Regions from separate parts of the Homo sapiens genome. Here all the other regions are linked to region 1. The links are chromatin contacts, found by Hi-C or POLR2A ChIA-PET in ENCODE. All regions are on one chromosome and are shown on one strand. The core of a region is the stretch at or near the end of the contact, and the rest is flanking DNA. Distances in the headings are between cores, read along the strand shown. Region 1 holds the start of RPS23 (ribosomal protein S23). Region 2 overlaps MIR4280HG (MIR4280 host gene). Region 3 holds the start of TBCA (tubulin folding cofactor A). Region 4 holds the start of AP3B1 (adaptor related protein complex 3 subunit beta 1). Region 5 holds the start of ARSB (arylsulfatase B). Region 6 holds the start of JMY (junction mediating and regulatory protein, p53 cofactor).

Region 1 (3,531 bases), core at 556-3,055:
CATCCAAACCAGAACTCTTCATTTCCTCCTTTGAAATTTGCTCCTCTCCTCGTATTTCCCACTTTGGAACTCACCCAACTCACAACTCACAACTCTACAACTCACCCAAGTGCTGAGGTCAAAAATCATAGTGCTGTAATTAACTCCTCTCTCACATCCTACAGTCCTGAGCAAATTCTGTTCATTCTACCACCAAACAGTGTATCTGACCCAACCACTTTTTACTGTCTCCACTGAGGGTCCAAGCTATCACCATCTCTCATCTGAACTATTGCAATACCTTCCCAAGTGGCCTCCCAGATTCATGTCTTTTTCTCCTCTCAACAGCCAGAGTAACCCCATAAAAATATAAATCTTATTTTGCTACCTACTCCCAAGCTCAAAACTTTACAATGGCTTTAAATCACCAGAAGAGTAGAAAAAGGCTTTACCATGGCCTACAGGCTCCACATGTTCCTGTGTAACTCTCAGACCCCATCTAATGCCACACTACTCCTCAGTCACTATGCTCCCCTTCTTCACTGATCTTTCAGTTCTTAGAAAGCACTAGCCCATTCTACATCTGCACAGAGATGTCACCTTAAACTACCCTATCCAGAGTAGCCACCCCCATCCCCAAGTCACTATCACCCATCCAGCTATATTTTCTCTATAGCTCTACAGTATGTAAAAATCATCTATTTAATTATTTAATTTACATCTATCTAACTGGTCTGTCCTCTCACATTTAGAATATAAACTGTATCAGAGCAGAAACCTTCACCCTCTTAATTTAACCGCCATATTCCCGGTACCTACAACAGCGTCTGGCACATAGAAGGCATTTTTAAACATCCTTGCTGAGTGAACCAATATCCCAGAAACCTCTCACAGCTAGTTCATCTTACAGGAGAAACAGTATTAAAGAGTTAATTAAATGGCCAGGCGCGGTGGCTCACGCCTGTAATCCCAGCACATTGGGAGGCCGAGGCGGGCGGATCACTCGAGGTCAGGAGATCGACACCAGCCTGGCCAACATGGTGAAACCCCCTCTCTACTGAAAATACAAACATCAGCCAGGCGTGATGGTGGAAGCCTGTAATCCCAGCTACTCAGGAGGCTGAGGTGGGACAATCGCTTGAACCCGGGAGGCGGAGGTTGTAGTGAGCCAAGATCGCACCACTGCACAACAGCCTAGAAGACAGAGTGAGACCCTGTCTCAGAAAAAAATAAAAATAAAAATAAATAAATCTATAAGTAAATGACTCGCCAGTCAAAATAAACGGCAACTTTAGGGTTAAAGGCCCAATCTGGCTCCAAAGCTTGGGGTTTTAGTTACTACACTACATTGCTTCACTATATTTTACAATTTACTAGCTGCTTATAAGTATGAATTAAGGCTCAGAAGTCTAATTTTCCAGACTACTCGGAGGACTCTCGCCCCACTCCACTCCACAAAGATTCAGCTCAGCGACTCCTTCCTACTCTGACCTAGCCCCGCGTCCCGCTCTCAGTGGCTTGGGCAAGAGCGCCTGCGCGGTGAGCGGGTCCCATAAAACGCATTCTGGGATTGGTAGTCCATGTTCCTCCGGTCTCCAGCATTCAAAAGAAAAAGGGGGAAAAAAAACCATGCAAATTAGATATCTCTGAATTTCTTGCAAATTAAATAAGACGCAGATTCTGGCTCAGGAAAGTGATGCAAACGCGTCGTTTTCAAAGGAGAGACCCCAGCCTCGGGTCAGGCGCGGCGCAGACAGCGGCGCGGGGTCCTTGGCTGGGCGGGGCTTGCTCGCGGTGGCTTGTGGCTCCTTCCTGCGGTGCTTCTCTCTTTCGCTCAGGCCCGTGGCGCCGACAGGATGGGTGAGCTGTTGTGGCCGGTTTAAGGGCGCTGCAAGCGGGACTTGGGGTCTTGGGGACGGGCGGGCGGATGCGAATAGAGTAGGGCGGGGGATGCCATGGAGAGGCTCCATGGGGGAGGGCCGGGGAAGCGCCGCTCCAGGAGGCACGTGGTCCGGCGCGGAAGGGGCCCATGAGGCGTGGAGGCCGCCGAGGTCGGGGTACCGAGGGACGCAGGGAGGCCAGCGCTTCCTCCCGGGCATTCGAGCGGGGCCTCGTCCTTCGGGAGAACACATTCTCCGGAGCCCTCTTCGAACGTTTATTAGTCGGTTCAGGGCAACTTGAAGGCCAAATGTTTGGCCCACAGGCCAATAAATAGTACGAGAGCCAATCGGCTTAAGGGTTTATTCCAGGTGAGGCGAGTGTCTTAGAAGATGGGAAACACGTAGATGGCGTGTTTTTACGGAAGAACTAAAATATTTAATTTTTAGGCAAGTGTCGTGGACTTCGTACTGCTAGGAAGCTCCGTAGTCACCGACGAGACCAGAAGTGGCATGATAAACAGTATAAGAAAGCTCATTTGGGCACAGCCCTAAAGGCCAACCCTTTTGGAGGTGCTTCTCATGCAAAAGGAATCGTGCTGGAAAAAGTGTAAGTCCATTGCTCCCGTCAAGTTTTAGTTTATTATAGGAATTCGAGACATGAACTTACGAATTCTTGTTTTGAAAGTAATTGCAGGTTTTTGTGTAGTAGTATTCATTTGGGCATTGTGGGGTAAAATTGCAAAGCGTTTGTTCTATTTAAAAGTTGGTAAAATTAGTTTTTGGGAATTAGGTAGTTAAGGTTTTAATTTAACGTTGGCCTGGAAGGAATTGGAGAAGATACTAGCAATGATGAAGTAAAGGACACAAACACCTTTACTGTGGGAGTTGTTATAAGTAAATGGCACGTGTCAGCTATTGAACTTTATCGACTTGATAAAACTAAGGTGAAGAGAAGTGACTTGCATCAGAATTAATTGAGGTCATACACCTAAGATTGAGACATGAAACTGCCAGTATTTGACTGGTTTTGACTTTTTAAAATAATAATTTCATATAGTTCTATCATATTTGATGGTAGAGCCATTTTAACCCAGACTTTTTTTTTTTTTTTTTTTTTTTTTGAGACAGTCTAGCTCTGTCACCCAGGCTGGTGTGCAGTAGCGCAAGACTCCCTGCAACCTTAGCCTCCCAGGTTCAAGCATTTCTCCTGCCTCAGCCTCCCAGGTAGCTGGGATTACAGGCGCCCACTACCACACCAGCTAATATTTTGTATTTTCAGTAGTGATGGGGTTTCACCATGTTGACCAGGCTAGTCTCAAACTCCTGACCTCAGGTGATAATGCCTGCTTCGGCCTCCGAAAGTGCTGGAATTACAGGCGTGAGCCACTGTGTCCGGCCCAGACTTTCTAATTCTTACCTCAGATACCTTTTTTCTTTTTTCTTTTTTTTTTTTTGAGATAGGGTCCCTTGTCACACAGGCTGGCCATCTTGACGTTCTAGGCATAGATCCTCCCACGTCAGCCTCGCAAGTAGTTGGGACTACAGGCCCACGCTGCCACTCCAGTCTACTTTTATAACTGTAAAAGGTCTAGAAATTTCCCCCATTGTGCTAATGAAATTAAGACTGGCAGAAAACTAGGTTGACATCACAGGACTTCAGCTCAGCCATTTG
Region 2 (3,531 bases), core at 376-2,875, 4.8 Mb before region 1:
TGAAGTGGCTGTTTAGCTGCATAAAACAACCAATTGATTGTGTTTTTTTTCTTCACTTTTTTTACCTGTACAAAAATACTTAGGCAAGCCATACACTCATATCTAAAGCCAAATAGATATATCAGTAACAGAAAGCTGACACAGTTTGAAAGATTCCAGAATTTCTTGGGTTAAGAAATTATGCCCTAAAACACCAATTAAAAGACAAATGTATTTCTATAGAGTGAGTACTGAGGAAATTAAATATATAGATAAAAAACCCAATGATTTGATACAATGGAATCCAGTACAGAAAAAATTTTATGAAGAAGATAGAAGGAAAATATGATGATATATTACATTGATATGTCAATAAGAAGTCATGGGTTCTGAATATATATGGAATTTTAAGAAAGGGGAAAATTCATACTATATACATAATTGACTTCCTATTTCTGCCTAGGCATGTATGTTCTCACATGATCAAATTTTGCATGTACATTTTCTCCTAATTTGGTACTTAAATTTCACCTTTCAAAAATAATTTGTGTGACAGTAATAGAGGAGTAAATAATGTCACCAAATAGTATTCAAACATGTAAGCATCACTAATGAAGACACATTTTGAGCACATTTTTTTCTTGTATTTAAAGGATAATAGTACTTATTGCTTTTGACTCTCATATATTTGCAAAAAAAATTTTTAAAGTCTATAGAAAAACTGATGGGACACATGCTGTTGGGTGATAATCTCATAAAACCTCTCAGTAAGAGCGATGGATGGATGGCCAGAGTCTACCCTTTATGTATTTGTATATCCCTCTATTCTTGTCATTATATTAAAAACTACAGAACATTTATTACATGAAGATACTGTTAGCAAATATACATGTTGAGCTAATGAGGCTTGTGCCCTATACTCTTGCAGTTTATAATATACCAGAGTCCATTGAATATATCCCACAGACGTATAATCAAGTAGATAACCAGTAAGTTGAATAAGTACAAAAATGAAGTTGGGAAGTTATACATGAGTAACAAACTGAATGTACTTTATGGGATTTCTGGTGAGAAGACCACATCCTACATGCATGTTTAGACCTCCTAGGATGGTAATAAATGACTACCTTTCTGAAAGAGTGAAGGGTTTATGGAAGAGATAGTATTTCATGAGTTCTTCCTATGAAAGGAGGGGAGGGTATGGTCCTCTGACAGAAACTCTAGGCTCTTTACTTTTCTGATACTGTGGTGGTTTGAGAGTAGCCTTTCATCTTAGTCTTGAATTCTTAAGTATCTTTATATTGACATTAAATTGAAAATGGGCATAAAATTACATAATTGGAAAACACATAAATAGTTACAACTGAAAGTAGTTTTGGGTGCCTCTGTCCCTTCTTCTGTCTGCTTCAATGCAAATACATACATGTTTCTGACTCCTTTCCTTCCATTTGTGACATTCTAAGTCAGAGAAAGCTCTTTTTACTGAAAACTGCCCAGACCACCCTGCCCCTGAGGAATTTTATGTTCTAGGATCTAGTTTCCTTGTACATATGTAGGCAGCTCTTGCTTTTATCTTCTCAGCTAAATTAGTTCCTGCATGTTGAAAAAGGGGAAGTGGTGAACCGCCCCCACGGAAGACTTTATTTGGTTTTTAAAAGCAGGTTTGTTACGATCCTGTTGTGGTTATTATAGAAGACAATTTTAGCACTTTGAGCTGTGTGTTTTCCAGAGGAAGTGTTTAAAGAATTTTGCAAAATGTTGGTTAACATTTCAGCCTTGAAAGTTGTTAAAGGTCAGGATATGTTTTGTTATTAAGTTTGAGAGAATAGTTGGGGAATTTAAGTGACAGGAATAAATAAGGAAATATATCACAGTTCATGCATTTCCACACTTTCTCATTCCTACATCTTACTATCCAATATATACTGAACATTCTTTGCATGTCATTTCTTTTCCAACGGAATTCTTTGTTGGATACAACTGAAAGGGTTTTTCAAACTGTTAGTGGCTGATAATTTTACATGCAAACAATAGCACAATGTCATACTGGTGAAAGGAAGCACTGATAAATGTCTCGATATTTCTTAAATTATGGACCTATGTGGCTTATATTTCCACATATGCGAAATTCCTTGATGCAATACAGTCTTACTGCTTAAGACACATATCACTGTAATAATCTATTTGTTGGTGCTATGATGTTATAACCTGAAATTCCATACATATTATTAAAAGAAATCTAAATAGGTAAATTTGTGTCTTGACAATGAAAGAGATAATAATGTCTTACAAAGTTTTATAGTTTTTAGTTGCATTCTTTAAACCATTCATTTTAATTTTAAATTAACTTTTTGGTTATTACCAAGGAATTTGTTGTTTTGGTACATGTAGAAAAATTATATGTAAAGCAATATTACTGCTTTAGTTCCTGGAATATGGCAGGTGCTCAGTTAAACTTGTAGAATATATTATAGCCAAACAACTCATGGTTTGAAGGAAATGTTAAATCTCTATAAGGCCTAAAAAGTCTTTCTAAGGGATTGAAAGAGGAAATTAGAAAGAACCTCAAAATATCAGTGACTGGCAATCCAGTAATCAAAGGACATATTACTATACATATCATTTACATTTCAGAAATAATATTAATTGGGTATTTGCCAGTAGTCCTTATTTAGGCAGGGAAGAAAAAAATTCTCCTAATAGCAATTATACTGTACTTAATAAGCTCCTGCTATGGGCCAGTCAATGTGCTAAGTGATTCACAAATAGTATCTTAATCCTAAAAATAACTAGATGAGGCAGATAATAATATTTCCTCCATTTCACAGATGAAAACAGAGAGCAATTACATAAATTTCTTGTCTTTAAAGTAATGAGTAGAGAAGCCAGGATTTGAACTCAGGCACTTTCCAAACATAAACATTGTGATACACTCTACAATACTAAAAAAGTTAATTTGTGTATTCCAGTGGAGACCACATTGTTACTAGCTATTGTCAAACCTGAAATATTAGTACTGAAGCTCTACTCTATGTTTTGCAGAACTCATCACCTTTATTGATTAACTATGTGCTCATTCCTTTCACTTTGTAGAATTCTATTTCTGTGCTGGTTTGCACAATAGCTTAAATGTTTTCTTTTTTTTTTTTTTTTTTTTTGAGATGGAGTTTCATTCTGTCGCCCAGGCGGGAGTGCAGTGGTACAATCTTGGCTCACTGCAACTTCTGCCTCCCAAGCTCAAGTGATTCTCCTGCCTCAGCCTCCTGAGTAGTTGGGATTACAGGTGTGTGCCACCACCACCTGGATAATTTTTGTATTTTTAGTAGAAATAGGGTTTTACCATGTTGGCCAGGCTAGTCTTGAACTCCTCACCTCAAATGATCCGCCTGCCTCGGCCTCCCAAAGTGCTGGGATTACAGGGAGTAGGTCAAATTTTTGAAAGTACTTTGTTCTCCACTACCTTTATTCCTCTCACCCCACTTAGAGAACTGTGTAGGTTTCAAAGTAGAATTCTACCCGCTTATAGTTTATTACATTTTTTTCTTAAGTGTA
Region 3 (3,531 bases), core at 457-2,956, 4.5 Mb after region 1:
GTTTTATCTACCCCTCCCTCCAGTATTTCACAGCGCTGCTGTGTGACTTGGAATTGCACATCAGTATACCAGCCAGCAGAATAAAAATATTTATTGAATTCTGTGCCCATTGTGCACAAAACACAGGTGGAGGAGGTTGGGGAAGGAAGATTTATGGAAGACAAGAATCTTGCCTCTAAACATGTTTATGAACCAGGATTTATAACTACGAAGCTGAACAAAACCCTTACGAAGGACCAAACAATAATTTGAAAAAGAAATATACTAAAAATAATGATGACTACTGGGTGACTCCAAAGCATCCAGGGAAGATTGAACAGGTGGGGTGAGTCATAGTAGACTTTGCTCAGTTTTGATCCTGGATTTAAAGTAACGGCCTTGGGCTGGCGGGATAGAAGGGGATTCCAGGACCAGTCATGAAAGTGAGAATGAGTAAGTCAGGCTAGGGAAGGAAAAAGACAGTCATATGGGTGTCTTTGAAGGATGGTACCAAGAAATTTTAAAAAGGGGGTGGGCTCGGTGGCTCATGACTGTAATCCCAGCACTTTTGGAGGGTGAGGTGGGCCTCACCTGAGGTCAGGAGTTCTAGCCAGCCTGGCCAACGTGGTGAAACCCCGTTTCTACTAAAAATACAAAAAAAAAAAAAAAAAAAAATTAGCCAGGCATAGTGGAACGCGCCTATAATTCCAGCTACTCTAGGGGCTGAGGCAGGAGAATCACTTGAACCCAGGAGGCGGAGGTTGCAGTGAGCCGAGATCAAGCCACTGCACGACAGAGTGAGAATCTGTCTCAAAAAAAAAAAAAAGAAAAAGAAAAAGAAAAGCAATTTTAAAAAGGGCGATTCTGCCCTGTATTCCTCAGGAGATTCTCTTAGGAAGGGACTGCTAGAGCTCACTGTAGATGTGCCTCATTTTATGCAACAAATATATTTTTGAACATATAAAATAGTCAAATGTTGTTCAGCATCTACCATGCGTCAGACAATGAGCTAGGTGTTTTAACCCTTATACCTAATCTGTAAAATGGACATTATTATTTCCATTTTGCAGACTGATCAGCTGCAAGGCTAAACAGCATACGTATCAGTGTTGTCTAGCTAATAGTCTAGCTATTAAAGGGTGGAACCTCGATTGTAAGCCGGTTTGTCTGATTAGGAAGCCCAAGGTTTTGTGTGCGACACACATTCTTGTAAGTTAAATATTTAGGATACACTATAAGTGATCATCTGAAGAAGTTCTGTTAGTCATTTCCTTTGAAAGGCACGTTATCTACAAACCTTCTTGCAGGGATTTGAGGTAAAGGGCAAGGATTTTCTTGACTGCGTGCATGATGGCAGTTTGTTTCACTACACATGCATCACTCTGCCTCATCTGACACCAGATAACGACATCGAAAATACCCTTAATACATTTTTTAGGTCACTCCGTCCATTAAGCAGATAATCCCGCAAAGCAACGTCCCAGAGAGACGTTAGTTTCCCCAAAGGCCCAGGCTGTGGAGACCGGGATAGTGTAACTTGCGCCTGAAGTAAAAAGAGGGGCAGTCCGAGAGAGAGGAGGAGGGCACGTTTCACTACGGGTAAAGGGGCGCACGAGGGGTAAAGGGACTGGCGGGAGCAGGGTACCGCCCTCTAGTAAACCCGCCCCGCGGGGCGTGGCGGGGACGACGGGCCGCGCAGCCTGCGCATGCGCGCCGGCGACCACGCCTAAATAGCCGCAGCCTCTGCGCGTCGCCCTCCACGGTTACCCCGGCTCTCCGCCCCTCCTTCTCGCGGCGCTCGAGGGACCATGGCCGATCCTCGCGTGAGACAGATCAAGATCAAGACCGGCGTGGTGAAGCGGTAAGGAGCCGGGAGCGGCGCCCTGCACCTCCTCTTCGTCACCTCATGGCGGCCCGCGAGGCTGAGCGGAGCGCAGGCCCGAGGAGGCCCGAGGCGGGCTCCGAACTCCAGGCCGCACCCGGGGCTCCGCAGTTGGCTGGGACTGGCAGGGACCCAGCGGGGCGCGCTGACGCCCGAGCCCGCCAGCCTCGCACGCCGCTTCCCGTCCCTCTCCGCTCACTGGCCGCTCTGATTTGCCGGAAGAGTCGGCGGTGGCCCGGTTTCTCGGCGCCCGCGGTGGGAAGGTGGTGGGCCGCGGCCTGCGAGGGCGGGCCGGGCCCTGATCCCGTGCCTCCTGTGTGCGCGCGCCGGCCTCTCCTTGCTGAACTTGGCCCGGGGAAGCGGGATCCCAGCTGTGCTCTCAAATGGGCTTGAAAGCAGGCTCTGAAGTTTAGGGGGATGCGGAGGATCTGGGCCTCGTCAAAAAAGACCGTAGTGGAGCCGTGTGACCTAACATGGCTGGCGTGACTGGCAGGCTTTGAGAACTGGGCCTGAACTTCTAGCACACTCAGCAAACTTATGTGGCCTCACTTTCTCCAGTCAGATTCCCCGAAGCTCGCCCCAGAGGCTGTGAGATGCTGTTTAAATAACTTGTGAACCAGAAGTATCTGAGACAGGTCTTAATTTGGAATGTTTATTTTGCCAAGGACGTGCCCATGACACAGCCTCAGGAGGTCCTGATGACATGTGCCCAAGGCGGTTGGGGCACAGCTTGGTGTAATACGTTTTAGGGAGACCTCAGATATTAGTCAATGGGTAAGGTGTACCTTGGTTCCCTCCAGAAAGGCAGGACAACTAGAAGGTTGGGGGGCATCCAGGTCATAGATAAGAGACAAATGGTTGCATTCTTTTGAGTCTTTGATCAGCTTTTCACTTAATACACAATTTACATGTGAGAGAGGGATAGAAGAATAGTCACTTATGCCTTAGTCGGCTAAATGAATCTGCGATTTTACATACACAGTAGGGCAGAGGAAGCAGTCAGTTACGCATTTGTCTCAGGTGGGTAGAGGGGTGACTTTGAGTTCTGTTCTTTGTCCCATACCTGTGAAGATAAGCTATCAATTTACATTGCCAGGGTGAAATACAACAGAACTGTTTTAGAGTGAAGGTCTTGAGGCCCACAAGGAATTTCCTTGGGGGCAAATTGTCAGGGAGGTATGTAGCTTTTTTTTTTTTTTTTTTAATCTTTGTAGCTATCTTATTCAGGAATAAAATGAGAGGCAGGTTTGCTCGATGCAATTCCCAGCTTGACTTTTCTTTTTGGCTTAGTGATTTTGGGGTCCTGAGATTTATTTTTCCTTTCACAAACTCATGGGTAGTGCAGTCCTGTAATTTGCTTAAATTCCTGTAAACCAAGAAAGTACCTGAGACAGGTCTCAATCAGTTTAGAAGTTTATTTTGCCAAGGTTAAGGATATGCCTGTGACAGCCTCAGGAAGTCCTGATGACATGTGCCCGAGGTGGTCAGGCTACAGCTTGGTTTTATACATTTTAGGGAGACAGAAGACATCAATCAATACATGTACGATGTACATTGGTTTGATCTGGAAAGGCAGGACAACCCAAAGCGGGCTGGGGACAGTTCCAAGTTATAGGAGGTTTTCCAATTGGCAGTTCGTTGAAAGAGTTTATCTTAAGACCTGGAATCAA
Region 4 (3,531 bases), core at 523-3,022, 4.0 Mb after region 1:
GTATATCAATGTTCTCATTTTACAAATAAAGTAATCAAAGCCTAGCTCTTTTTACTATTAATATATATAAAACTACTTAGAACTTTTAATATATATTAAAAGTTAACTATTTTAACTTAAAAGTATTTATTTTAACTTAAAATAAATTTTTTTATATTAAAAGTTAACTACTTTAACTATTTATATATATAAAACTACTTAGAAGTTTTAATATATATAAAACTACTTATATCCTGGTATATATTAAGGATTATATAATAATATATAGTTATCTATGATCATCCTCATCCTCATCATCAATAGTCAGTTGTAGGTGAAATTCTATTAATTAATACTGACAAATAACACATTTTAGGTGCTCATCATTGGCTCTCCGGAGGAGTATTCTAACAGCTGAATTAAAAACCTGCCAATATTTGACCAGACGATCAAGTTTGGAGGACGTCCCTTCCTCTCCCACCCAGAGCCACGCTCTTGCGTGCTTCCACAGTGACAGTGTGACCTTTTGAAATTTGGAGATCATACTCTCATCCTTGAAAACGCCCCACCGCCTTCCCTGGGGCGGCCGGCCTCCAGGTTCGCGTTCTACCTGGTAGAATCCCTTGACAGTTTCAGTACCTGGCCGCCAGGGCTTTGGGTGTTAATGCCTTCCTTGGACGGGAGGCACTGGGGAGAAGAGAGGGAAGGCGCTGAAACCCACCTGAGAAGGCGGGCTGGGGGAAGGCACCCCGGGAAAGAGGTTTTCTCGGGTGCCAGCACCCGGAGAGAGCTACTCTGGGGCCAGGCAAGCATCCCGCCTAGGCTCCCTAGTGCATATTAGTGAGTAACACGACTGGCGCGCGAGGTGGTCCATTTTATTTTTGGTAGCTAGACGCCAATAGGACGCACCACTTCAGCTCCAAACGGGAACTGGTGGCCCCAAGATGTTTTCTTTTCTTTTTCATTTTTTTGAGACAGGGTCTCGCTCTGTCGCCCAGGCTGGAATGCAGTGGAGAGATCTCAACTCATCGCTACCCCCTCCTTCTGGGTTCGAGTGATCCTCCCACCTCAGCCTCAGTAGCTGGGACCACAGACACGCGCCACCACGCCGGCTAATTTTTATATTTTTTGCAGAGAAAGGGTCTCGCTATGTTGCCTAGGCTGGTCTCGAACTCCTGGCCTCAAGTGATCCACCCGCCTCGGCCTCCCAAAGTGCTGGAATTACTGGCGTGAGCCACCGCGCCCGGTCTGCCCCCAAGACTTTCATTGAAAAGATGGAATGGTCGCTTCTGTGCGGATCCTCCAAACCATCGTTGGGAGAGGCCTCCTTAAAGTCTAGGAGAAAAGTTGTTTGGGACCGATATGAAAGTAAGGCAAAGCCGGATGGAAGAGAGTAGCCGAAACAAGCAAGAAAAGGAAAAGCGATCGTGATGGGTTTAGGAAAGGTGATCTGGCGTGCTAAATGGCATTTCCGGAGAAATCTGAAAACTATTGCTTTACTGAAGTATAGCAAAGAGCTGTCCGGGCTCTGGAAACTCCTTAACGGATCAAAACGGATGCAATGGGTATCCTTCTCCAAAGACACACCTCAAACGGGCCGGGAGCCGGGCAGTTAGCCACCCGCTGCCTCCCCTTCCGCAGTCCGGCTCGCAGCCGCTCAGCTACCTCTAAAGCCCGGAGCAGGAAAGTCCGCGCAGGCCTGGATGGCCCGGGTGGTAATCTAGCAGGCCTGCACACTGCGCATGCGCAGGGGGTGGACTGCCAGGTCGGCTCAGGGAGCCGTGACGAGTCCGGAAGCGCCTGCGCGCGCTCCTCCGTACGAGAACTAGTTTTGTTCCGTGCCCTCTGGACTGGAACCTTTTGGAGAGAACCCCCGGCAGGACCAACCCCGCACCCGCCAGCACCGCGGCAATGTCCAGCAATAGTTTTCCTTACAATGAGCAGTCCGGAGGAGGGGAGGCGACGGAGCTGGGTCAGGAGGCGACCTCAACCATTTCCCCCTCGGGGGCCTTCGGCCTCTTTAGCAGCGATTTGAAGAAGTGAGGAGAAAGGTTTGGGTTGCGGGGATGGGAGGGAGGAGCTGCGGACTCGGAGGAGTGGGCGCCAGGGTGGGCTTCCTGGAGAGGAGCGGGGTCGCCCTGAGGTCTGAGCAGGGCAGGGCGGTAACGTGTCCCGCGGGTGGGTAGGTGGGGTTGGTTGGCGGTGGTGGGAGTTGTGGGAGTTTGGGGCGAATGTGTGTAGGGGTCTCTAGTAGTTTTCAAACTTTAGTGAAAAGGAAACCACTTGGTGAGCTTAGATCCCACCCCTGAAGACACTGATTGAATTGGACTTGGGCTGGGCTCAGGAGTCTGAATTTTGAGCATCGTCTTCTAGTTTATTTACCGTTCGCCGGATCAGACTTTAATACATTCCCTGATTAGGGTGAAAGGAGTGTTTTGGTGAAGGTGAGAGTGCGAGTGTTGCTTGTGGGAAGTTATTTTGTGACCCCGGAGTGTAGGAGCAGAGAGGTGGATTTAGGCTGTTTGAATGGACAAACTGGTTTACACCAGTATTAATGTTCTTGGATTATGTCCTTTGCACTACAGACAAAAACACCAATCCAAAATAAGCATATGAATAGAAAATATTTTAAAAGAGTGTTACTGTGAACAAATCCAAAACTTTTACAGATTAATAATGTGAATTTTAAAAACGAATGTTAAACAAGGTACACTTAGTTTTGTAAAAAGTATCACCGAGAAATGGAAAGAAATCCCAAGTTGTTTGTTTTGGGGGGTGGGTTGGTGGTAGTGGTTACATTTACCAGAATTATCATTTTTACATTTCTCTTATTTTAAATCTTTCATTACTAAGCAATAGGGTCACATAATAGTCTGTCACTAAATTCATGCTAAATTAAGGTAGAATAGCTGTGCTAGTAGCTTTGCAGATCTGTTAGAGGGTATAATTAAAATTTAAATTAAACGTTACTAACAATATTGGGTAGTCTAGAAAGTGCTACTACTTCAAATTGGGATTACATTTTGGCTGTATTGAGGATCAAAATCATATATATAGCATGTAAGATACAATCTTTTCCTTTTTCCCAAGGTTAGAAAAGTTTAAAAGTAAGGTAACTGATTTCATTTTTCATTATATGCATTTGATGATCCATTGTTCTAGAACAAGTACGGAGCTTGTTGCCTCTACTATTAGCAAAATGTTTAGACTGAATTAACCTGTATATCGGCATCAATCTGTTTCGCAAATTAATTTACTTTTATGGTTTGTGAACATCTACGATGTTTTCTCTTAGATTTTTGTCAGATTTGGGGCCAGGCACTGCGGCTCACGCCTGTAATCCCAGCACTTTGGGAGGGTGAGGTGGGCGGATCGCTTGAGGCCAGGAGTTCGAGACCAGCCTGGCCAACATGGTGAAACCCCGTCTCTACTAAAAATACAAAAATTAGCCGGGCGTGGTGGCTCGTGCCTGTAATCCCAGCTACTCGGGAGGCTGAGGCAGGAGAATCGCTTGAACCCGGGAGGCGGAAGCTGCAGTGAGCCGAGATCGCG
Region 5 (3,531 bases), core at 368-2,867, 3.3 Mb after region 1:
AAAGGAGGAATTGTTCCTGCAGATTAGCACCCATCAATTATTTCTTCTTAATTTTTATCAAGGAGAATAGGAAGGATTACGGGGGAGAAAGACACAAAACCACAGCGGAAATTCTCAGTCCTTCAAGGTCTTCTACAGGGTGTTTAAATGAAAAGTTCAACCCTTGACATAATGAGTCAAACAGTTCTCTCAAAAGTTATTCTTTGAATTTAATGCTAAAATTTTCACTTTTTTCTGCTAAATTTCATTGATTCCACTAGAGATTAAAGTGCATACAACATAAACTAATCTACTTCATGCAAAGAAAAAAAGTGTATGTAAGAGGCAAACATTTCATGTGTTAAAGGATTCTTGGGGAAAAAAAGGTAAAATCATGACCCTCATACAAATATAAAAGTGAATACATGATTTTATTTAACTCATTAATAAGGAAATTGGTAAGGTGTTAAAACCAATTCAAAGGACAATCCAAAGAACAGATCAGGAATACTAAAATAAATATGCAAGCGGAGGTGAAACTGTTTTCCTTGGTAGTGGTGGAGGGGAAGGATTGCTACTCCGCTGGATAAAGTTCATTTGTGTATATATAAATAAGAATTATTTTCCATTGTTATTTATCTATAACTTATAAAGTTGTAAACAACTTCCACGGAATCAGACTCAACCTGGAAGGGTATGGTCTCTAGGCAATGCAAAAATTTTCCCCTACACCTGTTAACAACTATAATATCTCCAGACAGAGTAGACAGAAAGTCTGGATGGCAACGGGAATCTACTGGTCATACGGCTAACTTCCTAATTCAATAAGCACGTGACTAAAGGATTTTTTCCTTCCACTCAGATATTTCAGGCTAACTAGATACTGTGTGCTTCTTAGTGTCACTGCTTAGTGGGGGAGCCAGCTCTGAGTGGGGTCATATCCGGACAAGCGAATGAGCTATTTATTCAATGACCACGCAACACTCCAAATCCTCCCAGGGCAACTTGAAAGTAACCGCACCTTCCAAAGGGCACCGTGCAATCAGACTGTGTGTTTGGCCTCCTGTTTGCTAGTGGGGAGGAAGCGGCTTCATGGGTGTACACTACGCATAAATGAATGTGAAAGGCTATTTAGACCTCTGCCTTTTCACCGTCCTCCCACCTGCCACAGGCTGGGCTCTTGTGCTAGAAATGACTTGCTAGCTAGACATCATGGTTCAGGATCTGAGTCAGAGGTTTAACCATTTATAAGCTTTTTTCTTATGAAAAATTGGCACTAATTATAATGTCTAACTGTCAGAGTTGTTGCAGGCTTTACAGGAGACGCGGGCTGTGAAGATGCTTTGTAAATTGTGAAGCGTTATTAAAGAACACATCTTTTTTTTTTAGGAAACCACAGTGCAAATTTAATTGCCGGGGAAGATAACGGGCCTTGGTGCCCTCCAAGCGTCAGCTGAGTTTCCAAGAAGCCGGGCAGCGGGCGCCCGCGGGTTCGTCTCTGGCTCCTCCTCCGCCACAGCAGCCGGGGGCCCGGGTCGGAGGCGGCGGGGGCCGAGCGCCCGGCCTCGCAAGCCCACGGCCCGCTGGGGGTGCCGTCCCGCGCCGGGGCGGAGCAGGCCCCGGCAGCCCAGTTCCTCATTCTATCAGCGGTACAAGGGGCTGGTGGCGCCACAGGCGCTGGGACCGCGGGCGGACAAGGATGGGTCCGCGCGGCGCGGCGAGCTTGCCCCGAGGCCCCGGACCTCGGCGGCTGCTCCTCCCCGTCGTCCTCCCGCTGCTGCTGCTGCTGTTGTTGGCGCCGCCGGGCTCGGGCGCCGGGGCCAGCCGGCCGCCCCACCTGGTCTTCTTGCTGGCAGACGACCTAGGCTGGAACGACGTCGGCTTCCACGGCTCCCGCATCCGCACGCCGCACCTGGACGCGCTGGCGGCCGGCGGGGTGCTCCTGGACAACTACTACACGCAGCCGCTGTGCACGCCGTCGCGGAGCCAGCTGCTCACTGGCCGCTACCAGGTACGCGGCGCCCCCGCCGCCCGCGCCGCCCCCGCCCCGCCTTTCGCCGGCGCCCTGCCGCTCCTACCCGGCCCTTGAGGCCGCGGGCGCTGGCAGGCGGGGCTCGGACCGCCGACCCAGTTATGGGTCCCGGCGGCTTCTCGCCCCAACCTCGCTCTTCCAGGCCGGCAGCCCGCCGCGGCCTCTGCGCATGCCCGGCTCTGGCGCCCCGCGGACCCGCGCCCCGGCCGCCGGGTTGGGCGGGTGGCTTTGTCTTTCGTTTTCTGAAGCTCCGGGCGAAGGGGTTTATGGGAATGCCGGGTGCTGGGCGCCGCGGCCGGCAGGCGGAGCGGTCCTGAGGTGGGAGGCTGGGGAGGGCGTGGGCTGGGAGCAAAGACGAGGGGAGAGGTAAAATGAAGGGGTGCTCGCCGTGGGTGCGACCCTGGCCCGTGGGAACCCAGCGGTGATAGGTTAGGAGTGTCCCACCAAAGATTATTTTTTTCCAGGTTCTCAACACCCCTGGAATGAAACCTGATGCTAGGTTGATTTTTCTTAGGCTGCTGACATTCCTTTCACATGTAACCTTGTATTGAACTCTTCTGAGCATCTTCATTATCGCTTTAAAAGCTTCCCTTTAGGAACGGCTCCACAGTTAACGAAGGAAATATAAATGTAGAGCGTGCATAGATGTTAGATGGCTAAGAATATCAAGAACATTTGCATAGCACTTTGTTGTTTTTAAAGTGAATTATTGAAACAGTGCATGAGGTAGTTGTTTTTACCCCGTTTTACAGACGAGGCAGGAAGCCTGTAAAGGCTCGTTGGCATAAGAATCGCACAGCTAGAAAGTGGTCAAGGCAGTGTCCGTTGTGCTTTTCCTGCATCCACTGGTCGTCCCGGGCTTATGAAATTGGCCTTTTTTCCCCTCAATCTGAATACGATTGTCATATTTCTAAGACCCTGAAGTTATTATGACCATATTAAATACAGTAAATGGGAACTGTTGGATACCACCTGCATGCCTTCACAGAGTACATATGCTGTTTACTCAACAAAAATATTTTGAGCTTACTGTGCTACTGACAGGGGATATATATTTGAATGTTGCCCTCCCAAGTGTGTGTTCGCATAACCTGTCAGATCAACCCTAGCCTCACGTGGTCCTAAGATCAAGAGAAGGGAGGGCTTACTTGTGATAAAGATATGCGCAGTGGTCTGAAGGCTTTTATAAAGAGGAAAGATTGGGTGTTGCTAAGGGTGAGAAATAGCTGTAGCCAAGGTTAGAAATGGGAGTAAAGGATGCTTCCCTTCACCATCCACCTTAGTACTTTTGGCGGTTCTGACCTTGGCTGCTACGTGTAATTAGGAATCCCCTACATTGTGTAAATCTCACCCTGGACACTTTGTGGGAGTAAAGGGATGTGCCAGTAAAGAAGAAGAAGAAGGGAAAGGTGAGGTTTGCCCAAAGGGTTCTGCATTTGCTTTGAAGTAAGAGAACTGAACTCAGATTGCAAAAGAATGGAAGGGCCATTCATTTCTCCAACTTCCTCCCTTCCAACAGA
Region 6 (3,531 bases), core at 658-3,157, 3.0 Mb after region 1:
CAGTTATTGCTGGAAGAGCTTTAGGGGTAGAAAAATGCTCAGGTAGCCCATGCTTACAGAACACTTTTCTTAGTGGCTTTAATTGCGCATTACCAGTACTGAGTAGTACACAGAGCGCACTTACTACTTTTGATAAATGGGGGAGGAAATAAAGACGAAGGTCCTTCAGAGAGTCAATTAAGCAGCCACCGAGAGGGATGAAGGGCAAGGTAGATCAGGAACCCCTCTTGGTTTCCGCTTGTCCAGAAAAACAACCGTCCTACTGCGCACACCCGACACCGAGGCTCCAGCCTTTGGTTTGGCCAGTAAACCAAAAGCGACCAGTAGAGCCCAGACTAGGAGCTCACTCACTCACCTCCTGGATGCGCTTCCTGGCCCGCTGAAGCACTTCTTCGTAGCCCTTCTGCCGCAGCTCGCTGAGGCTTTCGTAATACTCCTCGGGATCATCGGTCTCGGTGAAGAGCACCTGGGAGAGGATCTTCCAGCCGCAGGTGTCCAGGCCGTGGCCCAGGTAGACCTGGAGCTGGTAACACAGAGTGTCGATTTCCTGCTCGGTCATCTCGGGGGCGCCCCCAAACAGCACAGTCCACATGCCCGAAGGTTCCTCGGGGAACACCGGCAGGCACGGCTCCAACTGCGAGTTCACCGAGCACAGCTGCTGGTGCACGGCGCGCAGGTCCTGGAAAGAAAACAGTCCGGCCCAGCTGCACTCTTCGGCCGGAGACTCCAGCTCGGTGGCGGGCGGCGGCTGCTCCGCGTCCGAGAGCGCCAGAGGTGCCTCGTCCTCCTTCACCATTTCCAGCACCTCTATCTCCTCGGAGACCGTCCCAGAGGCGCTCACTATCCGTACAGAGGACACCTGGGCCTCTCTGGGCGCCGGCCGGGCTGCTGCAGCGGCTGCCCCCGCCGCATCGTCGGCTTCAGATGTTTTCTGACCCGGGATGGGTTTGGCCCGCACTGGGCTCCTAAGACGACTCTCCGCCCCTTTGCTGCCAGGACTCCGCAGCCGCGGGTCCCCCAGAAGGCTGCGAGTGCTCCGAGGAGAGCCGCCCTCCGCCCAGGCCGAGCTCCGCCGGGGCCCGGGGCTCCTAACCAGAGTTGCAGAGGCAGTGGCCTCGGGCCGACCCCTGCCCGCCGGGCTGCCGGGCCCGCGGCTCCCGTCGGACGCAGCTCCGCCGGCCTCGGCGCCCCCTCGCGCCCCCGCTTGCTCCCGGGAGCCGCTCCTCTGCCTCTGGGCCGTCCGGTTGTGGCAGGTTATGGCAAACTTGCCCTCAATCTCGTTCCAGGCCACAATAAAGACGAATTTGTGTTTCTCGCGCTCGTCGAACACATGGGGCCGCACAGCCACCCAGTCCGACTCGAGCGTCTCCTCCAGCGCGAACGACATGGTGGCTCCGGCTTCTCGCCGCGGGGAAGGGCCGCCGGCCCGGCCCGCCCGAGGACTCCCCGCTGGCTGCGCCGCGCCCCCCGCTCACCCTCGCCGGGCGCCTTCAGCCATCTTAGTGCGCCGGCCGGCTCTCCCGGCTCGTTCGCCTGTCCCTCCGCGCCCCGACCGCCGAGCTCCTTTGTGGCGCGGATCGAGAGAAGGACAATAAGCGTCCCGGGAGCAGGTAGTTCACATGGTCACCTGCGGCCGGATCTGTTTACAAGCTCCGCGCTGCCGCAGCGCCTCGCGGCCGCCCGCCGCCCCCCGCGCGAGGCCGTGGAGCTGCGTCTGCGGCGCTCCGGTGGTGAGGCGCGGGTCCCGCGGGGTCAGGCCGGCGCTGTATGCGTCCCGGTCGCTCGCCCAGGTCAAGATCCCCGCCCCCGCCCCTGGTGCTGCTGCAGAAAGCCCGGAGCCGGCCTGACTGATGAACCCGTCTCCTAAACTCTGCGCCTCAGCATCGCCACAATGTTGCCATTCGACTGCTGACGTCGGCGGCTCCACGAGGGACGTAAACATGGGCACGTGCCGCACGCTGGTGACGCGGCGGCGGCGGCGCGCGCACCCCGCCCGCGCGCGCCGGCGCCTCCTCTCGGCGTCCCCTGAGCCAGCCCGCGAGCGGCCGCGCTCCCGACTCTCCTTCCTTCCGCGCAGCCTCCAGTTCCCCGGGGCTGGAGCCGGCTGTCGGCTGGTTGCCGGCTCCGAGGGCGATGAGAGTGGCAGGTGTGCCCTGCTGCACAGGTGGCCTCCGAACCCGGGAAAAGAGGAACTAAGGCGGAGGAACTGAGACGTTTCGAATTCCAGGTATTGAGACCCTCGAATGTACATTTGCCTCCATTCTCCTGGAGGGAGCCCGGACGGAGAGTCGCTCCTGCGTTCAGAAGTAGCGTGTTGCCGCGGGGAACGGTGTGCTGAACTATGTGGGGCTCGCCCCCAGCCTGTTAGGTTCTCCCCTAATGCCCTTGAGACCAAAACAAAAAACAAAAACAATTCCAGAAGCTTTTCTGGAAAGACAGAGTTTAATATATGAAAGGAAGGTGTCTGAGGAAAGCCCAGTAACAGTCCAAAACAAAATGAAAAATGAAAATGCCATGTCCTAACAGCATGAATGTTTACATTTCAGTTCATTGGTGTTTTATTGCTTCAGGTTTCATCATTATGTACTGTTCTGTGAACCTCGTTTTGAGGTCACTGGGCTTTAGCCCTTTTGAAGTTGTATTCAATTATGGGAGTTCCCAGAATGCATATACAAAAACAGTCATATCAATCTCTGCTATTCTTACTAAACTATGATGAAACACATTCTTAAAATTAGTAGACTTTATAATAATTATTGGCATTCTTTTTCCGATTAGTATTCAAGTCACAGATGTTGTGCACCATAGTAAAGCACAATGGAAATTAGTTCTTTTACATTTATTCACATTTCTAAAGTATATACAAAACCGTTTGGATTAGCCTTGTATTGTTAGGTTCAGTAAAAACAGCTGTTTATTCAGATGACAGAACAGTACTGAACTAGCTAAGCTTCAAACTTAGTTCAGTATTGTCCATCTTAAACTCTAAGCTTCAACACTTGGTTCAGTATTGTCCTGATATTTGAATAAACAGCCAAAAAAAATTTTTTTTTTGAGACAGAGTCTCACTCTGTGGCCCAGGCTGGAGCACAGTGGCACGATGTCAGCTTACTGCAGCCTCTGCCTCCCGGGTTCAAGCGATTCTCCTGCCTCAGCCTCCCAAGTAGCTGGGATTACAGGCACACACCACCAAGCCCGACTAATTTTTGTATTTTTATTAGAGACGGGGTTTCTTCATGTTGGCCAAGCTGGTCTCGAACTTCTGGCCTCAGGTGATCCGACCGCCTTGGCCTCTCAAAGTGCTGGGATTACAGTCGTGAGCCACTGAGCCCAGCTGGTTTTTAACATTTTGTACAGTTCATTATTTGAAACCACAAATTTTCAAAGTTTGTAACTGAGTTTGTGTCAAATCTCAAATGCAAGTCAGAGACACGTTCTGAAAGGCAAAAAAGAGAGAAAACCCATTTCAAATCTGAATTACGGGGCTGGGCATGGTGGCTGACGCCTGTAATCCCAGCACTTTGGGAGGCT

What was found. Hi-C counts contacts between places; a loop is a spot of excess contacts on that map. ChIA-PET counts read pairs that join two places held with the same protein, here RNA polymerase II (POLR2A). Pooled maps may share reads with other maps.
Region 2: a loop to region 1 is called in a pooled map, with 11 times the contacts of the local background. The contact joins the enhancer-like site here to the promoter of RPS23 in region 1. A Hi-C loop is called at or near these places in 4 of 50 pooled maps. POLR2A ChIA-PET finds 5 or more read pairs at or near these places in 2 of 52 experiments (HEK293 and activated B cell).
Region 3: a map of CD8-positive, alpha-beta T cell shows a loop between it and region 1 (23-fold over the local background). The contact joins the promoter of TBCA here to the promoter of RPS23 in region 1. A Hi-C loop is called at or near these places in 2 of 168 maps with a recorded cell type or tissue (CD4-positive, alpha-beta T cell and CD8-positive, alpha-beta T cell) and 9 of 50 pooled maps. POLR2A ChIA-PET finds 5 or more read pairs at or near these places in 1 of 52 experiments (activated CD4-positive, alpha-beta T cell).
Region 4: a map of CD4-positive, alpha-beta T cell shows a loop between it and region 1 (10-fold over the local background). The contact joins the promoter of AP3B1 here to the promoter of RPS23 in region 1. A Hi-C loop is called at or near these places in 2 of 168 maps with a recorded cell type or tissue (CD4-positive, alpha-beta T cell and CD8-positive, alpha-beta T cell) and 5 of 50 pooled maps.
Region 5: a map of CD8-positive, alpha-beta T cell shows a loop between it and region 1 (10-fold over the local background). The contact joins the promoter of ARSB here to the promoter of RPS23 in region 1. A Hi-C loop is called at or near these places in 2 of 168 maps with a recorded cell type or tissue (CD8-positive, alpha-beta T cell and naive thymus-derived CD4-positive, alpha-beta T cell) and 7 of 50 pooled maps.
Region 6: a map of CD8-positive, alpha-beta T cell shows a loop between it and region 1 (8-fold over the local background). The contact joins the promoter of JMY here to the promoter of RPS23 in region 1. A Hi-C loop is called at or near these places in 3 of 168 maps with a recorded cell type or tissue (CD8-positive, alpha-beta T cell and naive thymus-derived CD4-positive, alpha-beta T cell), 2 of 37 single-sample maps with no recorded cell type and 9 of 50 pooled maps. POLR2A ChIA-PET finds 5 or more read pairs at or near these places in 1 of 52 experiments (activated naive CD4-positive, alpha-beta T cell).

What each region holds. Positions count from the first base shown.
Region 1 is chr5:82,276,628-82,280,158 of GRCh38, reverse strand. RPS23 (ribosomal protein S23) reads left to right here and starts at 1,805. Exons shown (of 4, transcript NM_001025.5): 1 at 1,805-1,839; 2 at 2,307-2,466. The coding sequence starts at 1,836. It also overlaps the pseudogene ATP6AP1L. RefSeq lists an enhancer at 1,485-1,814.
Region 2 is chr5:87,079,770-87,083,300 of GRCh38, reverse strand. All of the region lies in intron 1 of MIR4280HG (MIR4280 host gene), which reads left to right. Among named protein-coding and RNA genes, the nearest start is that of MIR4280, 33 kb to the left of the region's middle. Within about 2 kb of position 1,625, at least 9 of the 41 ENCODE cell types and tissues checked have a DNase peak (open chromatin) inside an H3K27ac peak, as active enhancers do.
Region 3 is chr5:77,774,514-77,778,044 of GRCh38, reverse strand. TBCA (tubulin folding cofactor A) reads left to right here and starts at 1,706. Exons shown (of 4, transcript NM_004607.3): 1 at 1,706-1,840. The coding sequence starts at 1,788. RefSeq lists silencers at 1,560-1,819, 1,940-2,109 and an enhancer at 3,127-3,531.
Region 4 is chr5:78,292,939-78,296,469 of GRCh38, reverse strand. It overlaps AP3B1 (adaptor related protein complex 3 subunit beta 1), which reads left to right and starts at 1,772. Exons shown (of 27, transcript NM_003664.5): 1 at 1,772-2,018. The coding sequence starts at 1,891. RefSeq lists enhancers at 512-561, 936-1,509.
Region 5 is chr5:78,983,396-78,986,926 of GRCh38, reverse strand. It overlaps ARSB (arylsulfatase B), which reads left to right and starts at 1,617. Exons shown (of 8, transcript NM_000046.5): 1 at 1,617-1,990. The coding sequence starts at 1,679. RefSeq lists a silencer at 1,435-2,294.
Region 6 is chr5:79,234,507-79,238,037 of GRCh38, reverse strand. JMY (junction mediating and regulatory protein, p53 cofactor) reads right to left here and starts at 1,907. Exons shown (of 11, transcript NM_152405.5): 1 at 356-1,907. The coding sequence starts at 1,387. LOC124901011 (a long non-coding RNA gene) reads left to right here and starts at 2,015. Exons shown (of 2, transcript XR_007058836.1): 1 at 2,015-2,227. RefSeq lists silencers at 378-672, 956-1,225, 1,396-1,835, 1,866-1,915, 1,956-2,005 and enhancers at 346-765, 817-1,453.